Linked DNA regions of Mus musculus: all the other regions are linked to region 3. A link is a loop called in an ENCODE intact Hi-C map of the cell type or tissue named here. Cell type or tissue: left cerebral cortex. All regions are shown on one strand. Each heading gives the region's core, and the rest is flanking DNA. Links, peaks and the distances in the headings are about the cores only.

Region 1 (8,013 bases), core at 1,875-6,874, 840 kb before region 3:
GAGTTCCCTTGTGGCTTGAAGCCCCAGTATAAAATTTGCATAGTTATATAAGAAAATTTTCTGTAATAAAAAAATGGAAGAAAATGCATAGTTTTGTAGGTATTTTAGAACTCATGGGAGTCTTCAAGCATTTTATTTTGTGGTAGTAAAATAAGCCTAGTACTGTCTTTGGAAACAGCCACAATGTGACTCCCAGTGTATGCTTTGAACAGAGTTTTGAAGCCAAGGAGAAGGCAGATTGTGTGCCTTTTAGAAACACTCACCTGGGCCAGCTAGATGGCTTAGTGGGCAAAACACTTGTCACCAAGCATATACAGTAAAAGGAAAGAACTAACTCAAGTTCTCTGCAGGCTGTCTGTCCTCTGACCTCCCCTTGCATGCCATGCACACATGCAATCACACACATGCTGTGGCACATATATGCTCCCCGTCAATCAATAAATGAAAATTAGAAATACTTCCCTATGTATGTCCCCAAGACTAGAAGTATTTCTCTTTATACTACAGGGAGGGAAGGCTACTGACGGGGTTGGGGACTAGAGCTGAAACTACTACATGTGTGTTCCTTCCTTCAGCAATAGTGGAACTCTCAGGCCTGATTAAGCCAGGCCACCTTCATGGTTGGTCTGAATCCCTAAGACTTTGCTCTGTTTCTAAGTGGCCTTTGGGGTTTCCGTTTTTCTTTTTGCTAATTTGAAAACGAAATGAATGTTGGTGTCTTGCTTCAAATGTCGTGAATGAAAGCTCCTAGCCATGTATGACAGTAGTGCCCTGTGTTTCCAGCCCAGTCCGTCTACCTCAAGCCTGAGTTCCACTCACTCTGCTTCACCTAATGTGACCAGTTCTGCTCCGTCGAGTGCCAGAGGTTAGTGCCGAGTTGGGGATGTCCTGTCTGGCGCCCTGAGATGTTTCCAGGCCCTGGGAACTGTGGCTTCAGTGGCCCATATTGTAGGCAGCTGCCACACCACTCTGGCTTTCACTAAGGCCCCACAGGCTAGCTCACTGATAATGTCTGTTTCTCTTCCCAGCTTCGCCTTTGTTGTCTGACAAACACAAACATTCCAGAGAAAACTCTTGCCTGTCCCCAAGAGATAGACCGTGCAGTGCCATTTACCCAACACCCGTGGAGCCTTCTCAGGTACTCTCCTGTGGGGGAATCAGAGGCTAGAGAATGGGAGAGTGTGGGATTGTGTGTGAATCTCTTTGGACTCATACAGTGCCTGCCAAAAGCAACCAGTGACAAGGCCAGTTGGAAGAAGACTCTTGTCAGTCCACCTCTGGTCTCTGCCCATTGTTTGGAGCACCATCTGACTCATCCTTCTAGAGCGGTGGTTCTTCTTAATCCTGTGACCCTTGAGTATAGTCCCTCATGCTGTGGTGACCCCCGACCATAAAATTACTGTGTTGCTATTTCCTAACTGTAATTTTGCTACTGTTATAAATCCTTCATAACTGTCATTTTGTAAATTTTATGAATCATAATGTAAATATCTGATATGCATGATATCTGATGGTACCCACAGGTTGAGTAGGATATCTGATGTGACCCACAATAGGGCCAGGATCCATAGATTAAAGAACCACTGTTCTAGAGGGATATCTGGGTCACAGCCCTGACAGTGAAACTGAGAGGGACTGCCTGGCCCTTGATCTCAACCTGGTTCATGGCTGCTACAACAACATTCCAAGGAAAAGCCAGTGAATAAACCATCTGTGTGTGTGTTTGCATGTGTATGAGTAGAAGTCTGGGGAGGGAAGAACAACTGAATTTAGGGGAAGACTCCTGCTTCTGCCCAGACCTTCCTGTTTGTCCATAGCTATTGGGAAGAGCTGCAGCTGACTCCTTTCCCCAAGAATGTAGGTGCAATCTGTTTGCCTTTGCCATTGATCTTCCATGGATTACCAGGAAAGGGGCTGTGTCCTGGAGATGTCATACGAGCTAGGGAATGTGGTTCCGCCGGTCACTCAAACCTCGCTTTCAAAAACCTGAGTGAGCATGGGCCACAGGCCCAGTCCAGGGGCAACGTATGTGCATTGGAGGGTGGGTACGAAGTTGAAGATTCGTGTTGTATCCCTGAGTTTTTTTCACAGTTTATTTGGGACTAATTTTAAGAGCAGAGAAAACTCCTTGTTTCTGCTCCAGCTAATTTCTCTGTTTTTCTACACCATCCTGGCAGAAGTCTGTAGCTGCATCTGGAATTGGATGAGAGCGAGTGGGATTTGGCTTGATTGGTTTATCTTTGCTGATTGTGTGATCTTCCCGAAAGGCCCAGGATACCTCCTCTGCGCAGCACTGATGTCTTGCAGAAATGATTTCTGAGTGCGTTTGCCTGAACCAGCTAACCAATTTTATTTCCCGTTGTCACTGGCATTGCAAGGGGATTTCAGTTTGTTTCATCTGCTCTAAGAGATCATGTGCCAGCATGGGAAACTCTGAAAGGCTTCCTTGATTAGTCCTGAGTTATCTGTCTTGGGTAAAATTTGAATCAGTATATATGTTACCAAAATTATAATAATGTATAATGCTGTAGGTTTCCACTTTTTCTTTTCATGAGTTAGGTAGAGCTATGTAATATTGGTAATTTTGTAGGTTAAAATTATAGAATATTCATTAGCTCATTTTTGTCTATTATAGTATTTGAACTATAAGTTTGTCTATATAGTAGGTTTTTAAATTAATATTTCTCCTTTCATTCTTATTCATGTCATACTGCCAGTCTAGCAGTATACACTTGTAAAGAACATCATACCTAGCGAATTCTTACTATTAATTTTCCCTATGTTTATTATGAGTAATTATTTACCATTTATATTTAATGTAAAACACCATTTCTTATTATGTTTCTTTCAGAAAACCTAAGACTCTGTTTCCCCTTTTCTCCTTAAATAGAGTTTAATTATTTGTTCCTAGGCTCATTATACCATATAGAAAATGTTTTGAGCAAAGAGTTTCATAAGGAGATAACCATCTCATTTTCTAAAAGGCATCCTACCTCAGCATATTATATCATAAAAATGGACTCTTCTCCCTTTCCAGAGGATGCTGTTTAATCATATTGGAGATGGGGCCTTGCCTCGAAGTGACCCCAACCTTTCTGCACCTGAGAAAGGTGGGTACCAGTCATCCACCCCTTGTAGGTCCTAGAATGTGTCAGGGTTTGTTGTGTCCTCATTTCCCCCAGTCTTCTGTGTGCCGTGTGGCAGGTAGAGCTCTAGACTGTTAATGATCAGGGTGAGTGTGATCTTTAGGCAATTAGTGAAAGGCAGTTTATCATGATCCATTCTCCATAAACTCCTAAGCTCTGAGCAAATTAGAAGCTCCTTTGTGTAATGGCTTTCTGTTGTTCAGCGAGCCCAGGCCAAGCCTGCTCTCCCTGAAGCAAAGTTGCCAATTAAGCCACTAGTTCACACAATGAAAGTAGCTACTCCTCAGATTGATTCCACAGACCCCATCCATTGTCTCCTTCACAAAGCTCATATTCAGCCAGCTCAACTGTTGTTGGTGGTCACTCACACAGGCTCTTGTACCATTAAATGCCATGCAAGCATTGCGATCAGACGCATAATGGAGTGGGGCCCGCCTCAAGGTCAAGCACACACAAATAAGATGCACACACCAAATGCATGCATAGAGCTAAGAAGCCAATTAGCAACACACAGACCAGGAAGAGCAGATTAAATGTCGCTTCCTCCACTGTGGGTGCAGGGACTTGCAAAGTCACCCGTTTGCCTCTCAGGGTCAGGCCTCAAAAATAGCAGTCTCGCAGGCTAATGAATCAAGACTCACTAATGAAATGTCCCAGTAAAGTGCACTTTAATTGCCCCCATTAAGAACTAGGCTGTATTACCATTTTGGTACACTGATAGATTAACATTAAAACTTCCCAAAGGGAGATGAAAATTAGTGAGGGCCTAGCCAAAATTATTTTAAAGCATGGAATTAGCTTTAATGTTGTAAGTCAAGCATTGATCTTCACCAGGAGAAACTAGGGATGTGCTGTTATTTTTACCAACTTTACTAAAGAAAACTACCCAGCAAATATAAAAGAAATAGAGAAAAAAAAATAATGTTTAAAATATTTCCACCCCATTAAATCAAAGCAGTAACTTGGAGGAATAAAACGTGGCAATTCTCACTGCGTCCGTCAGATGGCAGTATCTGCACGGGAAGCAAGCGGGAACGCTGGTTTTACTATTAGAAACTTCATTGTGGAGTGTTTCATAACCTTGTGTGTCCTGCCCTGCTTCCTAGCAGAGCTGTCTATATTCCTACACCGTGATGCCTGGAGCAGATGGATTGCAAAGTAACAATGACGTTATCAGCAGTCCAAGTGGTTTTCTCAGGACTTACTTAGTGTAATCTGTCCATTTGGAACTCATCCTTTCCTGACAGGACTGGTCAGTGTGGCACCCTCAACCCTGTCCTTGGTACTTCTGCCACACAGTTGAAATAAGAGAGTGCCCTTTGCCTCATCACCTCCTTTAGATGGCCATTTGTTCAGACATTTCTACAAATAGGCTGATGACTATATTTTCCATCTATTTCTCAGCATCTAAACACATTTGGAATTCTCAGCAGGTTGCTACTCCCTGGCATAGAGATTTGCAGTTCTGTTTGACAGCTTGAGGGAAATAAAGAGACCTGCTGTTACTCAATTAAATGTCAGCTCTGTTAGGTAACCAATTAGAGAGAGGTTTAATATTGGGGAAGTGTCCTGCTTGGTTACTGCTTAAGGTTTTGTGGTCTTTTTGACTACGTTCTGGATAATTCTGCCAGACTCCTAAGATCTCAAGCATTTGAAAGGCAAAGCTGGCTCTTGTGTGTTTAGCTGTGTTATTCCCTTCCAGCTGTGAATCCCACCCCTAGCAGCTGGAGCCTGGACAGTGGGAAAGAAGCCAAGAACATGTCGGACAGTGGGAAACTTATCTCTCCCCCTGTCCCTCCAAGGCCCACACAGACTGGTGGGTATTTGAAGCATTTGAATAATCACTTTCATATAATAAGTATATTGAGCATTTCAGTTTGCTAGCAACATCATTTGCCTCTAGTTGGCTCCTCCTTTCCCTGTTCTTCTGCCATACAGTCAGACAACAGTCCCTTCTAATAAGCCCCTCGGAAGAATTTGAGCATGCCATCTTCTTCCTGGCTCCATGTTCAACCCTTGTTGCTTGATGGGCCACTGGCCTCTGCCCTTCGCTTGCACTGATCTCTGCTAACTCGGCCGCTTTCTATAATCTTCCCCGATGACATCAATGTTTCAGCTGACTCGAGAGCCAACCCTCAGTGGCTTTGAGGAGCCTCTGACACCTTGAGTTATCTGCTGCTCTCAGAGCTCTGTTTCCGGCAGTGGTGTTGCTCAAAGGGCTAAAGCGTGGACCTGCATCTCTTGTAACTGTGGCTCACGAAGCACATCCTAACGTACGTCTAGCCTCAGGTCTTCTGAGCCAGTAGATTATGTTCCTGAAATGAGGCTGGGGCCAGCATTTTACCAGGCCATTTGTGGGCTGCTTCTGCTCACTAACATCTGAGTGCTGAAAATGGTTGGGAAACTTCCAGCCTGGCCCTGGGTCCCCAGAGAATCACAGACAGAAGCAGAGCTGGCTTTCATGAGCTTCTGTTGGGAAAAGGCCAACTTTCCCTCTGAACATACACCACTTGCTTGGTGACTTGCATGCGGAGCAGTTTTAAGAGAAGCTTGAACTGACTGCCTTTTCCAGTAACCAGATCTTGTCAGCACTTTCCTACATCGCTGGAGCTTTCCAGGTATAGCCGGCCTAAGAACCAAAGAAAATGTGGTACCATTTCCTCAGCAGAGTGCCCTAGTCTGAGCACTCGGTGTCACTTGCTACATCGTAGCTTCTCATCCTTTGAATAGTTTCTGCAGGGTCAGAATGAGGGATGAATTTAATCCTCTTGATCGGTATTAGTATATCGGTCTGATTGTAGAAATGAGGGCCCATCAGCCAAATCATTTGTATTTCTTTGCTGATCCATGTACATTCAGACAGTCTCGTTATTTAAAGGCTTGGTTGTGCCCGTGAATATGGGAACTTGAAAGGTATTTTTAAGGGAAAATAAGATTGATAGTTCTTACAAAGGAATAAATATTATCAGTGCTAGCTGGGCGTCTGAGACAAAAAGAAGCTGGTGGGTCTATTTTAGGCTTATAGAAAGTACATTTCCAGAAAAATAGCTCGGAGAAAGAGCACTAGGTGCCAGGCCTGCACCATGTCTAAGACCAAGTCAAGTACACAGGAGGCCTTGACCTCAGTGACAGTAGTGGCAGATGTGGCCGATTTCTCTGTACATATGTGGTTTTCTTCCTAGTCAGCACTCACAACGTGTGGGAACAGAAGTAGGAGCTGGCTTGTGTAGATGAGACCTCCCAACCCCGCAGTGTGATAATGGACCACCCTCTGTGGTCTCTTAGGGCTCAGCACAGCTGGGCAACCCTTCTCCTCCCACATAGATTGGTAGGGCTGCTGTCCCTTCTGTACTGATTGCTTTCATGGTCTGTCCTGATGTCATCATCTGTGGTCAGTGTTGTGGGGCTGTGCAACTGTCTGTCTTTCTTCCTTTCAGCCTTTCGGTAGGTTTTTATGAGTTCTAGACCTCAGTGTGATGGCTGGAAGAGTGGCAGGAAATCACAGAGGGACAGAGCTCACATTCGCCAAAATCACTCTGTGTGGAAGTGGGAAGGACGGCTTGGCCTCGCCCCGTCGACTGGGTCACAAGCTGTTTTTATGCTATGCAGTTACAGTCTAGAAACAAGACGTGATCTGTAAGCACACAAAAGAGCACATGCCACACATGCTGGGTCCCTGGCATCAGACCTGAAAACCCCAGAGAAGCAGAAGTCACTCTTGCCATGATGGTGATATCTCAAATTCCCCACCCAGCGGACTGAGGGAAGGCCTATGGACAGGCATTAGAGAAGAAATGGGAAGCTTATCTCCCTTTGTACTGATGTGGACAAGCTTTCTGTCTGCACTGGGAATGTTGGGAGGTGAGGTGAAAGGGAAGGGTTACTGAACATCCCTATAGGCCTGCTCTAGGCTGCCTGCAGGGCCTTGGTCTTCCCTGTTCAGGCCAAAGACAGAAGGTGTCTCCCAACGACTCCTAGCACTTTCCCCCAGGAGCATTTTATGAGATCAAGCAGTTGAGTGATGAAAGGCATCTGGACTTGGAGGTTTAGAAAGGATTTGAGAGCCAAGCGTGGCAGCACAGACACATAACCTAAGCACTTAGGAGGTGTCAGGAGACTAAGGAATTCATGGCCATCCACAGCCGTGTATGGAGCTCAAGTCTAGCTTTGACTACATGAAGCCTTATCAGCAGAAAAAGAACGGAAAGGAAAGAAAAAAAGGCCATTGGAGCTGTTTGGGGCCATACCCTTCTAGTCAAAGCATCATATGTGTACAGCAGTAACTTTTTCACTAACTGGCCAATGTCTTGATGGCACCATCTTCTACAAGGAATCTATTCTAGAGAGCCATTGTGTAGTTTGTCCTCTCCATTTTCCTCTTCCCTTGCTGAGAAGATCCTTATCCACTAATACATCTGCCTGGGCTTGGACACATAGAGGGCATATGCAGCCAGCCCTCTGGTTTTTCTTAGTTAAAATGTTCTTTCTCCATCTACAGCTTCGCCAGCAAGACACACCACATCAGTGTCCCCCTCGCCTGCTGGACGTTCTCCATTGAAGGTACAGGTCTGTCATTAGACTGGATCCAAAGATCGGCCCTGGTTCCTTTTTCTTAAAACCTTGTCCTAAGCTCATCAAAAGGTGCTTTCATTCCTACAGACAAGGTCATATTAAGAAGGGGGTTGGGGGCAAGAAAACAGCGCTGCTTTTCCCCTTGCAGAGATTTACCCAAGAACACAGATCTCGTGGGCTACGTTTTGTTTTCTATTGTTTGTTTTGTTGTTTAGTAGTAGGAGGATGCGCAGCTTAATTCTCCATATTTTGGCAATGAGAACATAACAAACTATAGTCAACACATTTAAAGCAC
Region 2 (8,013 bases), core at 1,319-6,318, 570 kb before region 3:
TCTTTTTTCTTTTATTTTATCTGTTAACCAAAGAGGGGAACAGAGAAGTATATTTGCCTTCTGGGATAAGAACCTGCTTTAGGCATAGTTAATTTAGGGAGACTGGAAATTTCCCTATTTATTAGTTTTTTTTTTAAATACATTAATCATTCTCAAACTCCTCAAGATTATAGATAGAAGGAAAAATATTCTGTCTTCAGGATGTTTGTGGGTTCTTGGGGAAAAGATAAAGGAGTAATGTTAGTGTATGTTTAAGTATCCTGTGATAGAAATACTGAAAGGTGTGAAGGGTAGCTTGGGGTGTTTGGTTACTGTGACTGAGAATGGGGATAAGGACAGCATTTGGAAAGAAGCTTCATGGGATTCAAGTCCTTCACCATCAGCCGGATGGGAATCCAGAGTGACAGGATAGTAGGAGAGGGAGATACATTTAGGCAGAAATAAGTGTATACAACACCTTGTCGTTATGAAAAGTATCCTTAGTGTGTTCTATTGCTTGATAAATATATAAGGGTTATGGAGAGAATCCTGGAGAGCAGCAGGGCTTTAATGTTGTGCTGTAAAAGCTGTTGGAGGAAAGCAGGTGGGAAACTATAAGGAGAAGGACTTGGTGGGTTTCAGTCTACTGGTTGGAAATAACTGCTTTTTCTAAGTCAGTGTTGTATCGCCGTGAAGAGGCAACACGACAACTGCAATTCTTCCAAAGGAAGGTATTTACTTGGGCTTGCTTACAGTTGAGAGGTTAGTGCATTGTCATCGCGGTGGGAAGCCACGGTACTGAAGAAGTAAAGAGTTCTACATCTGAATCTGCAGGCAGCATAAATAGAGCCACTGAGCCTCAGACCCATCAGCAGTGACATACTTCCTCTAGCAAGGCCACATGACCAAGCATTCAAATCTATGAGCCTATGGGGACAATTCTTATTCAAATCACCACATTCCACTCTCGGACCCCCTTAGGTTTATAGCAAAATTGTAATGGAAAAATGTAGTCCAACTTCAAAAGTTGCCATGGTCTATAACAGTCTTAACGGAGTTCAAACTCCAAAGTTCAAAGTGTCTTCTGAGACTCATGGCAGTCTCTTAATTATAAATGAAATCAAAATAAAAATGCAGATCACAAACTTTAAACATAAAATGGCACAGAATATACTTTACCATTGCAAAAGGGACGGAGAGGAGCATACTGGGGAAATATTAAACCAAAGCAAGACCTAAAACCAGTTGGGCAAACTCTAAATTCTGCATGTTCATGTCTGATGTCCAAGTGCTCTTCAGATGTCTAACTTCTTTCAGCTTTGTTGACTGTGACACGGCTTTCTCTCTTGAGTTGCTTCCACATTCTGTTAAGTGCTCTACTTGGCAGGTATCCTACAACTCTGGCATCTCCAACATCATGAGGTCTTCATTGAAATCTAGGCTTCACCTTCATAGCTTCATACAATGGCTTCCATGTAGGGACATACTCCTGGCATCAGCTGTTTTCCATAGCTCGTTTGCTCTCTCTCTCTCTCTCTCTCTCTCTCTCTCTCTCTCTCTCTCTCTCTCTCTCTCTCTCTGTGTGTGTGTGTGTGTGTGTGTGTGTGTGTGTGATTCCACAACTCTTTTATTGTTCCTTGACTCTAAAGTCAGAACCATGTGGTTAAAGCTGCCAAGGTCTACTGCTTGCTAGGGCAGGAACATGGCCCCTCATTCACATAATATTTTCATCAGCTTTCTGTTTTAGATAGTTTCCTTCACAACTTAAGCATTTTTTTTAGAAAAAAAATTCTTCATACACAAACACACGCACATACACACACAGACACACACAGACACACACAGACACAGACACACAGACACACACACACACACACACACACACACACACACACACACACACACACAGAACTTAGCTGGGTGGATGACCTGAGTGACCTCTTACCCTGAGGTCACTGTTCTCTTTCTTCTATTAAGCATCAGGCTTTTCTTTAATCTGTTTATGTCCTTTATATATCCACCTCCATTATATATGGTGGTGTCTGTTCCTTTTCTCCTCAAACTGTACATTTTATATTTCTCCTTGCTAAGCTTGCTCCTTTTCATTATGGATCTGCATAAGACTGGAAACCAATAACCACGAAATACAGCTAATGCTAGACTGTTATGGAATCGCCACTGCCAAGGCTCTGGAGATTCCCAAACTCTTCAATTTAGCCTCAGGCAGGTTTTTTGAACAAAGGAAAAAAAGTCACATTCTTCATTGTGATGAAAACATCACAAGAATAATCACTAGGCCACATAGTCATATTCTTCTCTGAAACCTCTTGACCTGGGCCATCATAATCTACATTGTTTTCAATAGCACTGTCTTCCCTGCTCCTACTAGTATGGACCTGTAAGCCTTACTTACAAGGTTCAACTGCTTTCCTAATCCAAAGTCCCAAACTCCACATTTTACCAACAAGAAACATGGTTAGGTCTGTCGCATCAGTACTCCAGTTTTTGGTGTAAATTTATGTCTTGAGTCAGTTTTCTATTACACCACCAGCTGGGCAACTCTTATAAAGGAAAGCTTTTAGCTGGGACTTGCTTACAGTTCAGAGGTTTAGTCCATTGTCATGGTGGGAAGTGTGGTGGCATGCAGGCAGACAAGGTGCTGGAGAGGTAGAGCTAGCAAGGAGGGGAGGGGAGAGGAGAGGAGAGGAGAGGAGAGGAGAGGAGAGGAGAGGAGAGGAGAGGAGAGGAGAGGAGAGGAGAGGAGAGGAGGAGGAGATGCTACTGAGCCTGGTTTGGGTTTCTGAAATCTCAAAGCCAACCCCTAGTGACATACTTCCTCCAACAAGGCCACCCCCACCCCCAAAATGCCATACCTCCTAATACTTTCAAAAGGTATCACTCTGGAAACCGAGTTTTCAAATCTATGAGCATGTGGGGGCCATTCTTATTTAAGTCACTACATGTCTGGAGCTCAAATAATTGTTGCTGGATTTAGAGTGTTTAGCAAGGGGGTCACAATCAAAGAAAATGTTGCTTATTTGTAAAGACCAACAATATGAACAGAAAGTGTTTTAGTATCCAAATGTTGCACTTTGGATTTAGCGTGGAGAAGAAAGTGACTTGAGAGTGCATTCAGCTCTCACAGCATATAGGTGGTACTTGACCCTGAACATCTCAGTGTGTTTATAGGCCAGGTCTCTCCCTGAACCCAGAGTCACTGATTCCGGCTAGCCTGGCTACTCTGTTTGGCTCAGAGTTCTCCTCTCTCTGTTTCTCAAATGGTGGGATTACAGATGGATGGCATATTCACTCTGCTTTGACATGGATTGTGGGGGTCTGAACTCTAGTCTTCATGCTTTCAGGACAAGTGCTTTATCCTGTAAACTTGATCCCCAGTTCTGGATTTTTAACCTGTTGTTGGGACAAGTGCTCCTTTCCATATAATTTTGGCCAAGTCAGGCTCCTTAGAGTTTTCCCACTGTGTGGACTCTGTTTTTGTTTAGGGGTAGAGCAAAGAGGGAACTGGGAAAGCAAACAAACATGTATAATTTAGATTGTCATGTAGACTATCAATAACAAATTATTGAGATGATAACTATGGGCCGGGAGCTGATACTGTCTCTTTAAAGAATTGTCTCAGGAAGATGATGAACACCTTTAATTCTAGCACACCGAGAGGCAGAGCATGGAGACCTCTGAGTTCCTGGCTAGCTATTGCTACACAGCAAAAATAACAGAAGAGAGTGATCTCTCTTTAGAGCTCACTTAAGCATCAGAAGGCTGTCTTATATAGCAATGCATGGTAAATGCTTAGCAGATATTGATCGCCATTTCTTAGTAATTAAATACTAGTTATTGACTAATAGTATTTATTGTTCATTTTCCTAGTATAGGAAGCCATGATGAAATTGAGTAGCTTGCTCACAATCACATGTCTGGAAAGCAATAGAATTTTTTCGATTTGGAGGTGAGATAAGTGTTAGTGTATATGTATTGTAAGTTTCATGGTGACTTTGCTTCTTTGAGAACTGCAATGAGGAGACAAAAAAGAAACACTATGTGGCTTGATGACTGGAAATAAAGACATCACTAACATCTGGAGAGTCCATACAAACCTAGAGAGTCAAAATTATGGTCACGTTACAATAACTACATCTTTGCCCACATAAACTTTAAAGGAAGCTTTTAGTGGCAGTTCTAGGACCTGTTCTATGTTTTTTGTGTCTGTGTCATGTTTGTATGTTTGTGTACTCATACACATATGCTTGTGATGTACATAAGTGTGTGTGTGTGTGTGTGTGTGTGTGTGTGTGTGTGTGAGTGTCTGTGTGTGTAGACCAGTGGACACTGGGCATCTTCCTCAATTGCTCTCCACCTCCACTACTTTTTTTTTTTTAATCTGGGTCTAACTGTGTGTCCCTGTCTGTTCTGAACTCACTATGTAAATCAGCTTTAAATATAGAGATCCATCTGCTGTTGCCTCTCAAACGGTGGGATTAAAAGCATGTGCCACTGCACCTGGCCAGTTTTTTTTTTTTTTGAAAATTGCTGTTTAATTTTTAAATTTTATTTAAAATAAAAAATTATTTTAGAAAGGGAGAGACCTTTTTAAAAATTTTAAAAAAAATTTTATTTAAAATAAAAAAATTATTTTAGAAAGGGAGAGACCTTTTAGAATTAGGTTTTTAAAAATTTTGTGTCAGGGGTTTGTGCAAACACCACTTTTGCAGTCTCTGGGTCAAAAACTTCCTGAGTCCAGTCTCTCAGTTTATTTTCTTAATACATTCAAGCACAGTAAAACTTTGGGTAAAAGTCTCTGTGTGACAGTCATTATAACAAAGCTTTGGGGATGGTTGCATTGAAACTCTCTTGCAAAGCACATTGCTATAGCAAAGCATTTGTGACCTTCTTCATAAGAAGGAATTCTATTGGCTGATAAACAGTGCTCACGGGAAGGGGCTAGGGACAAAGGATTTGTAACAAGCATAAACATAGACCCTATTGATGGACGTTGAAAAGTGAATGGGACCTCTTCCATAAGGACAGATCTACTCACTGAGAGATTAAGGCCTACATAATGCTCAGGCTTTGGGGAAATTCAGCTGAAGGTTGAATTTATCACAATCACCCCTCCAACAGCTTCTTCTAGATCTTCCTCTTCCTTCTCTACTTACCCAACTTTGTGTCCTTTTAATGGTTTTTTTTTTGGTTGTTGTTTTATTTTTAATTCATCAAGTCCAGTTTGTATTGTTTACATATCTGCTCAAGCTAAAGCTAGACAAAATTTCATTATGGAGGTGAGCATAAGTCACACCCCCAGCTGGGGAGCTATTGCAATTGATAGCTGTTAAAGAGTGAGTTTTCTTTCCCACTGTGGCCCCTAGTTGGTTAACCATACTCCCATGTATGAATGCATATCTACCTCATTTTTCCAGGGTTGGATCTATCATTGAACCTGGAGCTCACTTCTTTGGCTGTGATGGAGGATCAATAAGTTCCAGGGATCTGTCTCCTTTACCTTCCAAGAACTGGGGTTATAGCAGGTGTAGCTGTCTGTGCCCTTTATGAGGATGTTGGGGCTCCGGATTCAGGTTCTTTGGTATATGTAGCAAGCACTTACCCACAAACCATCTCCATAGCCCTTGATTCCAAGGAACCTTAAATGTTTGTCACTGTTGTTTCAGTGCGTGGCTGCCTGGCCCTTACTCCTTTTCATTGCCCGTGTCTTGATTGTGTCTTCTCTTGCTGTCTCCATCAGTTTGCAGTGAAACAAACAGCCCCAGCTATTGGGGGCTCGTTCTGTCATCACAGAAATTGCTGTTTCTCACATTTCCATTTTTACTTGTCGTGAAAACACTCTCCTCGTAGTTCTCATTCTTTGTCCCCTCCCCCCTTCCATCTTGGACTTGTTATTTATTGACTATTTGGTGCCCCATTCAAATAGCAGCCATGTTGATTCTATGGGCCATGGTTGAAATTTTTGTGGCTCGGTGAACACAGTGCTTCCCAGTTATCACTTCATTCATCCTCAGGCACAACCGACATTGTCTGAATTCCAGGACAGTCTTAGACCGGGACCTGGACATGCTCTTGGAAAGAGAGGGGTGGCAATCCCTATGCTAGTGCTTTTCCCATCCCTATTGCTCTGCTCCAGGTGGTTCTTCATACAGATGTTTTGCTGGTTGCCGTTAGATTATTTCCTCGCTTTCCATATGGAATGATGATTTGGAGTAGGTCCCATCAGAATATTATCCTGGGACAATCGAGTCGCTGTTTGCATGAGTTTTTATTCTTCATGTAGCTTTATGTACCTCTTTACTAGAATTTAGTGAAGACTTCATTTCAAGCATATATATTTTCCTTGCATTAGATATTGGTAACATTATTAATATTATTATTTTCCATTTTTTTGAGGAATCCTAGTTAGCCTGTCTGAAAACTCATTTGTTCTTGCTTTAAAATTGTACAGTAGTAGGATTTTTTTTATTGAATTGTTCTCAAGCTATGAAGTACACTGCATCATAAAGACTGAAAAATATTACAAGTGATAAATGTATCTCTTCTTATTTTGTAGCCTTCTTTGAATCCTGGAGGAAGCCAGTCCTCAGATGTGGTACTTTTGAACCACTGGAAAGTGAGAAATTTTGAAGTACAGCGTGGTGACATTGTGTCATTGGTGTAAGTAACTCAGTAACTTACTGTATTTGTTTTTGTGTTTTTCTGGACTTAGCTGATAATTTACTGCTGATACTATCTGTCCAGTTATGGTATTAATGAGCGTATCTTAAATATAATCAGTATTGAGATATAGCAACTGTTAGGCTTCATGTAGCACCGGTACCTGGCCAGCAAGGGCCAAGGGATGCTACAGAGATCACAGCACCCAACAGATCTTACCTAAGAGGCAGGGAGAGAGAGACAGAGAGCCATCTGATGGCAGAGACCTTTGGAAGAGTATGCTGGTTACATTTGGTGGCGGCTGGTAATGACATGCCTGCTGGGGCTGAGTCACCATGTGCAGACTTGAGGGAGCACCTGACTTCTAACAGCAATGCCAGAACAAATTTTTTATTTAATGTATATAAGTTGAATGACATAATTGATAAGTTTTGTTTAAAAGATAGTGATTAGAAATTATTATATTATTGATCCAAAGTAGATGCTTTTGATATGATTTTGTAATATTTGCGCCTTGGTATGCAATCTTCTGTGCTGTTTATGAATTTTGGAATTAAAACACTCTTAGGAGATGATAGTTATGATATAAAATGCAATGACAGTTGTGTATGTTGTGAATTTACCTGACAAAAAGGTTTGAAAAGCTAGTATTATGGGCTTTTGTTTGGCATCAAAAGATGGCGCTGTTTCTCTGTAAAATATGATGCTGGGTGTGGATAGAAGTTGCATCCCAAGTGTTGGTTGTAGAAAATGAATGTCAAGGTGTGCACAGCTGATACAGAGACATAGGCTACAGTCCTGCACATGCTTGAGTAGTGGTTTAGCTTAGAGATTTTTGTTTGTTTTTAAAAATAAATCTATACAGAGAAGACTGTGGTAGAACTTGCCAAATTTCTCTTGGCTGCAGTTGTTTGTAAAACTGTTCTAGTCTGATACCTTGTTACGGAAATCAGTGCACGGGGCAGCAACTGATACGATAGAGTTATTGTTGCTTATTTTTTTGTGACAATAAAACCTACTATTGAGAATCTTTCCAATTCCCAGTTATTCTTTATTTATGAGGGGGAATGAGATTTTTCTTGTTGGATGGTAATTTTAATACATATAAAAATCCAGTATCAACTTGCTCGTCCTTACCAGCTTGCCTCTGGTCATAGATATTGTGTAAGTGTGTCTTCTTCGAGACTGCTCTTACCAGGGTTCATTTGAAAACCTGTTACCTACATCCTGTTAATAGCTAATGAAATAAATACATTTGAGTGGAGTTCTGATGGCAGACAGCCAGGAATGGGAATTAAATGCTTCTTCGGTTTTGAGAATTTTCTTTAGTGTTGATCTAGTCTTTGGAGAGTCGTT
Region 3 (8,013 bases), core at 1,559-6,558:
TTTCTCCCAAATATGACCCACTTTGCCTTGGCACTAAGAAAACTTTAAACTGTGGTCAGCTTTGATGCCTCTCTTTTAAGTCCATGATTAACCTGTGGCAAAATTCTCTCTCTCTCTCTCTCTCTCTCTCTCTCTCTCTCTCTCTCTCTCTCTCTCTGCTTTCTCTTGCTCATGTACATGTGTGTATGTGTGTGTCTAGCTATCATCAGACTTCAGAGAATACATTAATGGCCGTTCCTTTGTATCCTTCTCATTTGCTACTGTGTTTATGGGGTATTGTAGAAATCAAATGAGTTTTTGTTGACTGCATGGAAAATCATTTTGAGTCACTTAAGTGATGTTGTTGAAATACAGTTCTCATAAAGTTACTCTGCTGTATCCCAATTCCCAGTTAATCTCGGCTATCAAGAATGAAGAGGCAAATCTGCCAGCCACCCTGGTGTTTCAAGTTCCTGAATAGCTTGTCTCCTAACTGTTTGACTGTTCATCAGAAAGGCTCGGGAGTTGATGTTTCCTCCTAGCAAACTGCCCTTACGTAGTCTGGTGTTTCCTGAGCAATTGAAGCAGGGGGATTTGAGTGCACTGCTCTTTAGCTTCCGTGCATTTGACGTTTCCTCAGGCTCCTTTTGGCAAATATCATGTAGCTTCATTTCTCTATACCTGGCACACACCTGGTCTCATGAGGAATTTCCTTTAGGGTTCTTACTAGCAGGTTGTCTGTGCATAGTGAGTGTGGGTCTTTTGTAGCCAATGAAAGCATTAGTTCATCTATCTTGACTAAACTGTCTTCAAGCACCATCAGCTTACTAAATACAGCTGTAGGACCATGTCAGCCCTTGGGTCTCCTGTTCTCTCTTCTGCTTGTTGCTTTTAATTCTCAGTCCTTGCTGCCACTCTGCCATTTCATGTTCTTACATGCCCTAGGTTTCCTTTAGACATTGGACTTGGCCTGTGCCTCCAATATTGCTAAAAATGCTCCTCCATTCTAATTTTAATCACACTCCATGTCTACATCATATTCCCCTTATTTGCATAATTTGTGAGCTAGATTTGTTGGTACACACTTATAATCTACACTCTCTACACTCAGGAGGTACGGCTGAGAACATTTTAAAAGCGGCAGGCTAGCCTGGGTTACATGGTAGGACTACATCTCAAAAAGAGAAGGAGGAGGAACAGGACAGGAAGAGGAAAAAGAAGGACAAAACAGAAGAAAGAAGACATAAATAAGGAGGAAATAAATAAAATTATTATTTGTTTGAGACCAGAAAGATGGTTTAGTGGGTAGTGCACTTACTGCACAGGCATGGGGCCCCGAGTTTGGATCTCCAGAACCACCCCCCAGCCCCCACAAAAGCCCAGTTAGCAATGCACATCTGTATCACCAGCACCTCAGGTCCAGACAGGTGTGAATTCTGGGTGCTCACTGGCCAGCTGGTGTAGCGTAAATAGCAAGTCTCAAGTTCAATAAGAAACTATCTCCAAAATATGGTTGTTAATAATAGAACCATTTGATGATAATCTCTCATGACCACAAGGTACACACACACACACACACACACACACACACACGCGCGCGCACACACACACACGCACACGCACAATTATAGTTTTCTGGCTACAGGGACTTTGTTTTCACAATCCTTAGTACAGTTATAATATATTTTACTTTGATTTATTGGTCAATGCTTACCTCCTTGACTAAGTTGGAAGTTTCTGTAGAGGACTGACGTCCAGTTTTCTCTCATGTTATGTCCTAGGTATCTGGCCCCTAAAGGGAACTCAATGACTGTTTATTCTCTTGAGTGAGTGAACTCAAGCACATAGAAATGGATTCACTTAATTCAGTCTCTTCTCTATTCTGTCACATTGTTGTCTGTGTCCTAAAAGGAGCTAAAGCTATATTAACGCTCTGGACACTAAGAAGTCATATGGATGAAGTTATCTGTCTGGTGAAAACTTAATTTCTATCTTTTACTCAAGGAATCTGTCTCTTCTCTAGCTGCTTACTACCTTTAGCACGCTGTGTGCTTTCTGAAAACTTGAAGTACATTTTTAGTATCAGTATATACCCACTTCCAGAAAAGATTATACACAGAAAAAAAAATCGGAAATAGCCTCAAAGTCTTTCACGTTTCAATAGCAGGAACATAATTATCTTACTAGTGGACTTTGTTGTAGAGTTTTCTCAGTAGAGTGAACACTAAATCAGTTATCAGGCAAGTTCATAGTACAGCAAAGATGTTCAAAGAATTATTCCATGCGGTTTCTCATGCCCAGATCTTCAAAGAACACTTGCATGGTCTAGCGGTACCAAACTATAAATAAGTTTGAAGGAGAAAGGGAAGTCTGATGGCTTGACAAGAAAGGGGTCAGTTTATTCTGGACATTGAGGTTGCTGGGTACAGGGATACAGATAATAAAGATAAGCATTTTTTTCTTCCTTTTGTAGCTAATTTTGTGAGTTTCTTAGAAATGTGAGCTTTAATTTCTCACTGCTTCCCGAATTCACCCATAGCCCAAAAGCTAAGTGGTATCTGAATGGCAGATGAGATGATCCACGAGAAAATGTCCTCTACTCCCCTCCCCTTCCTCCTTAGCCCCAGTAGGTCAAGCAGCATGTGCTGTGTCAGTTCTATGCTGACCTGCCCTTACCCTGCCCTTCCAGAGATGATCCAGATCAACACTAATAACTTGGTTAGGTATCCCAGGCCTTGGTCCCTGCCTCCTTCCTTGTTCAATGTCATGTGAGAGGACCCTTCCCACTGCCTTAGAGCTTCCCCACTGTGGAAGAGCTAGCCTGTCTTGCCTTTCCTGCCTTAAGGTGAGTTCACTCTGGTACTTGGGGTACTGAAATGCAAAGATAATTAATATAGGTGACATGTCAGGCGGCCTCACAACATCTTCCACAGCCTCATCTTTCTCCCCTCCTCTCAGGCACACCTACCCCAACCTCCCCTCTTCCAGAGAGCCACTACTACTCTGTTTTTCCTTCAGAAAACATAGGCCTCCTAGTGATATCAACCGAACACACCATAACAAGTTACAGTAAGACTAGACATAAACCCTCATATAACAGTGGGACAAGGCAACCCAGTAGGAAGAAAAGGGTTCCACAAGCAGGCAAAAGAGCCAGAGACAGCCTCCACTCACTTTATCAGGGATCCAACGAAACCCCAAGCTAAACAGCCATATGCTGTTTCTTGTCCATGGGATGGGTCTCAATTTGGGGCAACATTGGTTGGCCATTCCCTCTGTCTCTGCTCTATCTTTGTCCCTGCACATTTTATAGGCAGCACACATTTTTGGTGGAAGGGTGTTTTGTTTTGTTTTGTTTTGTCCTAACAGCTGAGAATACTCCACATTTTTTTATCACTTCTTCAGTTGGGGAACGTCTAGTTTGTTTCCAGTTTCTAGATCTTAACCCAAGCATCTGTGCATAGGTCCTAGCATAGACCCAGGCAGGCTCCATGGTTGCTGCTGCAGATTCTTTAAGCCTTGCTTAGTTGATTTTGTGGGCTCTGTTCTCCTGGTGTCTTGGACCCTCTAACTTTTATAGTCCTTCCTCCACATCTTTTGCACAGGTCTCTGAGATCCACCTAATGGTTGAGTGTGGGTCTCTGCATCTGCTCCCATCAGTTGCTGGATGAAGCCTCTCTGATAACAACTGGGCTAGGCATCAATCTATGAGTATAGTGGAGCATAATTAAAAATCTTTTTTTTTTTCTTGCCAGTTTTGTTTGATTCTCCCCTAGGTTTCTGAGCTATCCAGCTTCCAGATCCTGGCCATGTAGGCAGTGTTAGACATGGGCTCCCTCTTGTGGCATGGTCTTCAAGTTAAACCAATCATTAGTTGGCCATTCCATCATGCTCTGACCACCATTGCCCCAGCACATCTTGCAGGCAGGACAGGCTGTGGGTCACAGGTTTTGTGGCTGGGTTGCTATACCAGTGTCGCACCATTGGAAGCCTTGCCTGGTTACAGAAGATGGCTGGTTCAGGCTCCATATCTTCCATTACTAGAAGTAATCACTGGGGCTACCTTCAGAGGTTCCAGGAGGTTTCCACTGCACTTGGTTTTGACATTACCTCCTAAATGCCCACCAGTCATCTTTCTTTGTACTCTGTCCCTTGGTCCCTCTGTCCCCCACCAGATCCTTCATGTTCCTATCCCCACTTGTTCTCAGTGCATCCACAAGATCTGTTTATTTTTTCTTCACATGGTTGCAACCTTAGATATCCTCTTTAACTTTCCTGGACCTGTGGTTTATAGTATGACTATTGTTTATTTAACAGCTAATATCCACATGCAAGTACATATCATGTTTATCTTTCTGGGTCTGGGTTGCCTTGCTTTAACTGGATGTCTGTGTATAGAAGAATGCAAATAAATCCATATTTATCACTCTGCACAAAACTCAAGTCCAAGTGGATCAAAGACTTCAACATAAAACCAGACACAAAGAACGTCATAGAATAGAAAGTAAGGAATAGCCTTGAACACATTAGCATAGGAGACAACTTTCTGAACAGAAAAGAGTGCCAATAGAACAGGCATTAAGATCAATAATTAATAAATGCGGCCACATAAAACTGAAAAGCTTTATAAAGCAAATGACACTATCAGTAGGACAAAATGGCAGCCTAAAGATTGGAAAAAGATTTTCAACAACTCCACATCTAACAGAGGGCTAATGTTCAAAATTTATAAAGAACTAAAGAAACTAGAAATCAACAAGCCAAACAATCCAATTTAAAAATGGGGTAGGGTAGTCTGGAGAGATGGCTCAGTGGTGAAGAGCACTGAGTGCTCTTCTAGAGGTCCTGAGTTCAATTCCCAGCAACTACATGGTGGCTTACAACCATCTGTAATGGGATCTGATGTCCTCTTCTGGTGTGTCTGAAGAGAACTATAATTGAAATCATACATAACATAAATATTTCTTTTTTTTTAAAATGGGGTAGAACGCTACACAGAGACTTCTCATTATAGGAATCTCAAATGGCTGAGAAACATTTAAAGAAATGTTCAACATTCTTTGCCATCAGGGAAATGCAAATCAAAACTACTTTGAGATTCCAAGGTCAATGATATAAGTGATAGGTCATAATTTTCAGGATGTGTAGCAAGTGCACAGCCCTCCATTGCTCATTGGAGTACAATCTTGTACAGCCACTGTAGAAATCAATATAGCCATTTCTTAGAAAATGGGAAAGAGTTTTCCTCAGGACTTAACTATACTACTGTTAGCCATATACCTAAAGGATGCTTCATCCTACCAGAAGGACACTTGCTCAACCATGTTCATTGCTGCTAAGAGTCCACTTCCTCCTTATAGATATGCATGCAAATGTATTTATAGTATCCAGAAACTGGAAACAAACTAGATGTCCCCCAACTGAAGAATAAATAAAGAAAATATGGATTTTTCCCAGATGTTAGGAAAAAAATCCTTCAACCCAAAATGTGTGCTGCCTATTCAATGTGCAGGGACAAAGATAGAGAAGAGACAGAGGGAATGCCCAACCAATGCTGCCCCAAACTGAGACCTATCCCATGGGCAAGAACCAATATCTGATTCTTAATGAATGTTATGCTTGCAGACAGGAGCCTAGCATAATTGTTCTCTGAGAGGTTCTACCCAACAGGCAATGAAAAGAGATGCAGAGATCCCCAGCCAAACATTAGATGGCTTGCCTGCCTGTGGATCCCATTCCTTTATCTGGGCCATCTTGTCTGGCTTCAGTGGGGGTGCATGTGCCTAGTCCTGCAGTGACTTGATGTGCCGGGAGGGGGGGTTGTAGTGTGTGAGGGAATGAGGAGGGAGGGATGGGGGAGGATCTGCATGAGGGAGGAGGAGGAGAGGGGTGCTGATACTGGAATGTGATGTGAATAAATACATAATAAAAAGGATGAAACAACAACAAAATGACATCAATACATTTGCAGGCAGATGGGTGGACCCAGCTTCCATTTTGTGAAGCTCCACTCTCAATGCCTTTCCATTAACCCCCCTAATTGTATGATCTAGTTCAACATGCAGTATCACTTCTTCTTTTAGACTTAGCTTAGTTTTCACAAAGGTCGAATATAAACACAGTGTTTTTTTTTTGGTTTTGTTTTATTTTCTGCCACACATTTAAACAAATGATTTAAACTGGGTCTTTCACATGAACAACTTTCATGTAACTTACTTTTGTTACTACAGTAAAACATTTGCCTGAGGTTTATGACCTAGAATGCTTGCAGCTAAGAGGTCACTCCCTCGTAATACTTTGGTTCTTAACAGTTAAAATTCATGCTTCAAAAACTCAGTTGTGATTATTTCCAAACATGTTTATACTGGCTGCACTTTTATCATACCATCTTATTTAATTACACATTACACACCTTGATGAAATTCAATTAAGGGGAAAAACAAATCAAATATTTAGAACGCCTGAACTAGAATGAGTTTGCTTTCTTAAATGGCTGTCAAATGGGACAAGACAACTGAAAAGTCCCGAGGAAAATGCATAAAAATCTGCAGGGATTCTGTCTGCAGATTTCGATTCAAATATCTTTAAATATGTTCCAATGTAAGGAAATTAAAAGTAGGGTTTGTAACCAGGATATACAGGTGTGCTTTGTAAAATAGAGACTTGTCAAGAATTCAGCTCAGAGGTTTTATAACCAAAGAAAATGTCTTTTTAAAATTTGGAAATGAATTATGCATTGCACATATTATAATATATTATGATGTATTGTGTGAATGTATTTTTGTGTAATCCTTTGCCAACTTAAAAAGAAATTCTGACAATTATCAGTCTGAATTGTATTAAATAAGATAATTTCTTATTTGTTTGACTTTGACTATGCTTTCCTTCCACTTGAAACATCCTAATCCCCTCTCCTTCCTGATTTGTGTTTATCCTTCTCATTCAGTGTCAACAAAGGCACCCTGAGACTCTTTACATGCTCGCACAAATACTTATTAGAAACAACTACACAGGAAAAGCTTAGTATCGTATAAAATGGGGGGTATATTCATCCTGTTTCATATAAGTATGAATAAATCTTATTTTAATTATAAGGACTACATTAAACTTTCCTAATCTGGGTGTCTTAATCTATTGATCTCCATGGTAATCACAGGTTTGACAATGACTCAGAGATTGATAACATTATGTGGATAGAACACATCAAAATGGAGTCATGTATTAATTTGAGAAGTGTCAGGTCCAAAAACTTGTTAGCTTTTCATGCATTAAAGCCAGGGAAATCATTTGTAGCAGAGAAAGGCTGTTGGTATAGACACATGACTGCAAAGCATATCTCTAAATGAATAGCACAGTGGAGTGAGGCAGTAATTGGCAACACAGGATTTTAGTGAATATAGAGGTTTCCATGGCAAGCCTGTTTCATCTAATCAACGTGGTATTTTGCAATCATGGAGAGAATATAATTATAAGCATTTATTATCTAAGTGGACTGGTTTTTGATAAGGGTGAAATAGAACTGCTTTTGTTTGAGAGGGATAGGTATCCAATCCAAAGAGTCAGAGATTATGGTTATTATGTGTTTCTGGTGCTTCCAAGGGAACACAGGCTTCTCTTGGATTTGCTTTTTGTGACCAAATAGCTGTTTAACCACAGATGTGCTAGAGGTTTAGAGATGAATATATACCCCTTCACTGGTGACTGGTATATAGCATGCTGTTAACAGAGAATAATTTGTTTTATACCCAGTAAGAGTCCAGCAATAATAAATGGAGCATGGTGTGGATATAATAATGGACATATAGGGATGGAACTGAAAATAACACACCCTGGAGACAAGTCCATGCATTACAGTTGTCCTTTGATTTCTTTGAGTCTTGGTTCCAAGATGGCCAAAACAAGAAGAATCAATTATCAATTATCTTCAGTCTTGTTCACGTACTTAGCTGTATGAACTGTGCCCTATGTATGCCCAAGGACAAGGCCATTAAGTTCATCATGTAGAAATTATAGATGCCAGTGCCATCGGGGACA

What was found. Peaks named below come from ENCODE experiments on the same cell type or tissue, not always from the same donor. Only the 100,000 strongest peaks of a DNase experiment are listed, where the experiment ranks them.
Region 1: it touches region 3 in a loop (3-fold over the local background); 6 of 42 quality-filtered maps call a loop at or near these places.
Region 2: it touches region 3 in a loop (4-fold over the local background); 7 of 42 quality-filtered maps call a loop at or near these places.

Annotation. Positions count from the first base shown.
Region 1 is chr12:40,833,593-40,841,605 of GRCm38, forward strand. Dock4 (dedicator of cytokinesis 4) reads left to right here. Exons shown (of 53, transcript NM_172803.2): 48 at 784-865; 49 at 1,029-1,138; 50 at 3,038-3,110; 51 at 4,849-4,962; 52 at 7,645-7,706. Among named protein-coding and RNA genes, the nearest start is that of Immp2l, 190 kb to the right of the region's middle. In left cerebral cortex, for the core only: a CTCF peak has its summit at 4,145; DNase peaks (open chromatin) are centred at 3,525, 4,175, 4,858 and 5,569; H3K27ac peaks cover 678 bases.
Region 2 is chr12:41,104,287-41,112,299 of GRCm38, forward strand. It overlaps Immp2l (IMP2 inner mitochondrial membrane peptidase-like (S. cerevisiae)), which reads left to right. Exons shown (of 7, transcript NM_053122.4): 4 at 6,554-6,657. Among named protein-coding and RNA genes, the nearest start is that of Immp2l, 84 kb to the left of the region's middle. In left cerebral cortex, for the core only: no CTCF peak of the experiment used is centred there; a DNase peak (open chromatin) is centred at 4,404.
Region 3 is chr12:41,676,527-41,684,539 of GRCm38, forward strand. The region is part of intron 5 of Immp2l (IMP2 inner mitochondrial membrane peptidase-like (S. cerevisiae)); the gene reads left to right. Among named protein-coding and RNA genes, the nearest start is that of Gm40412, 73 kb to the left of the region's middle. In left cerebral cortex, for the core only: a CTCF peak has its summit at 3,814 (motif pointing left); a DNase peak (open chromatin) is centred at 3,833.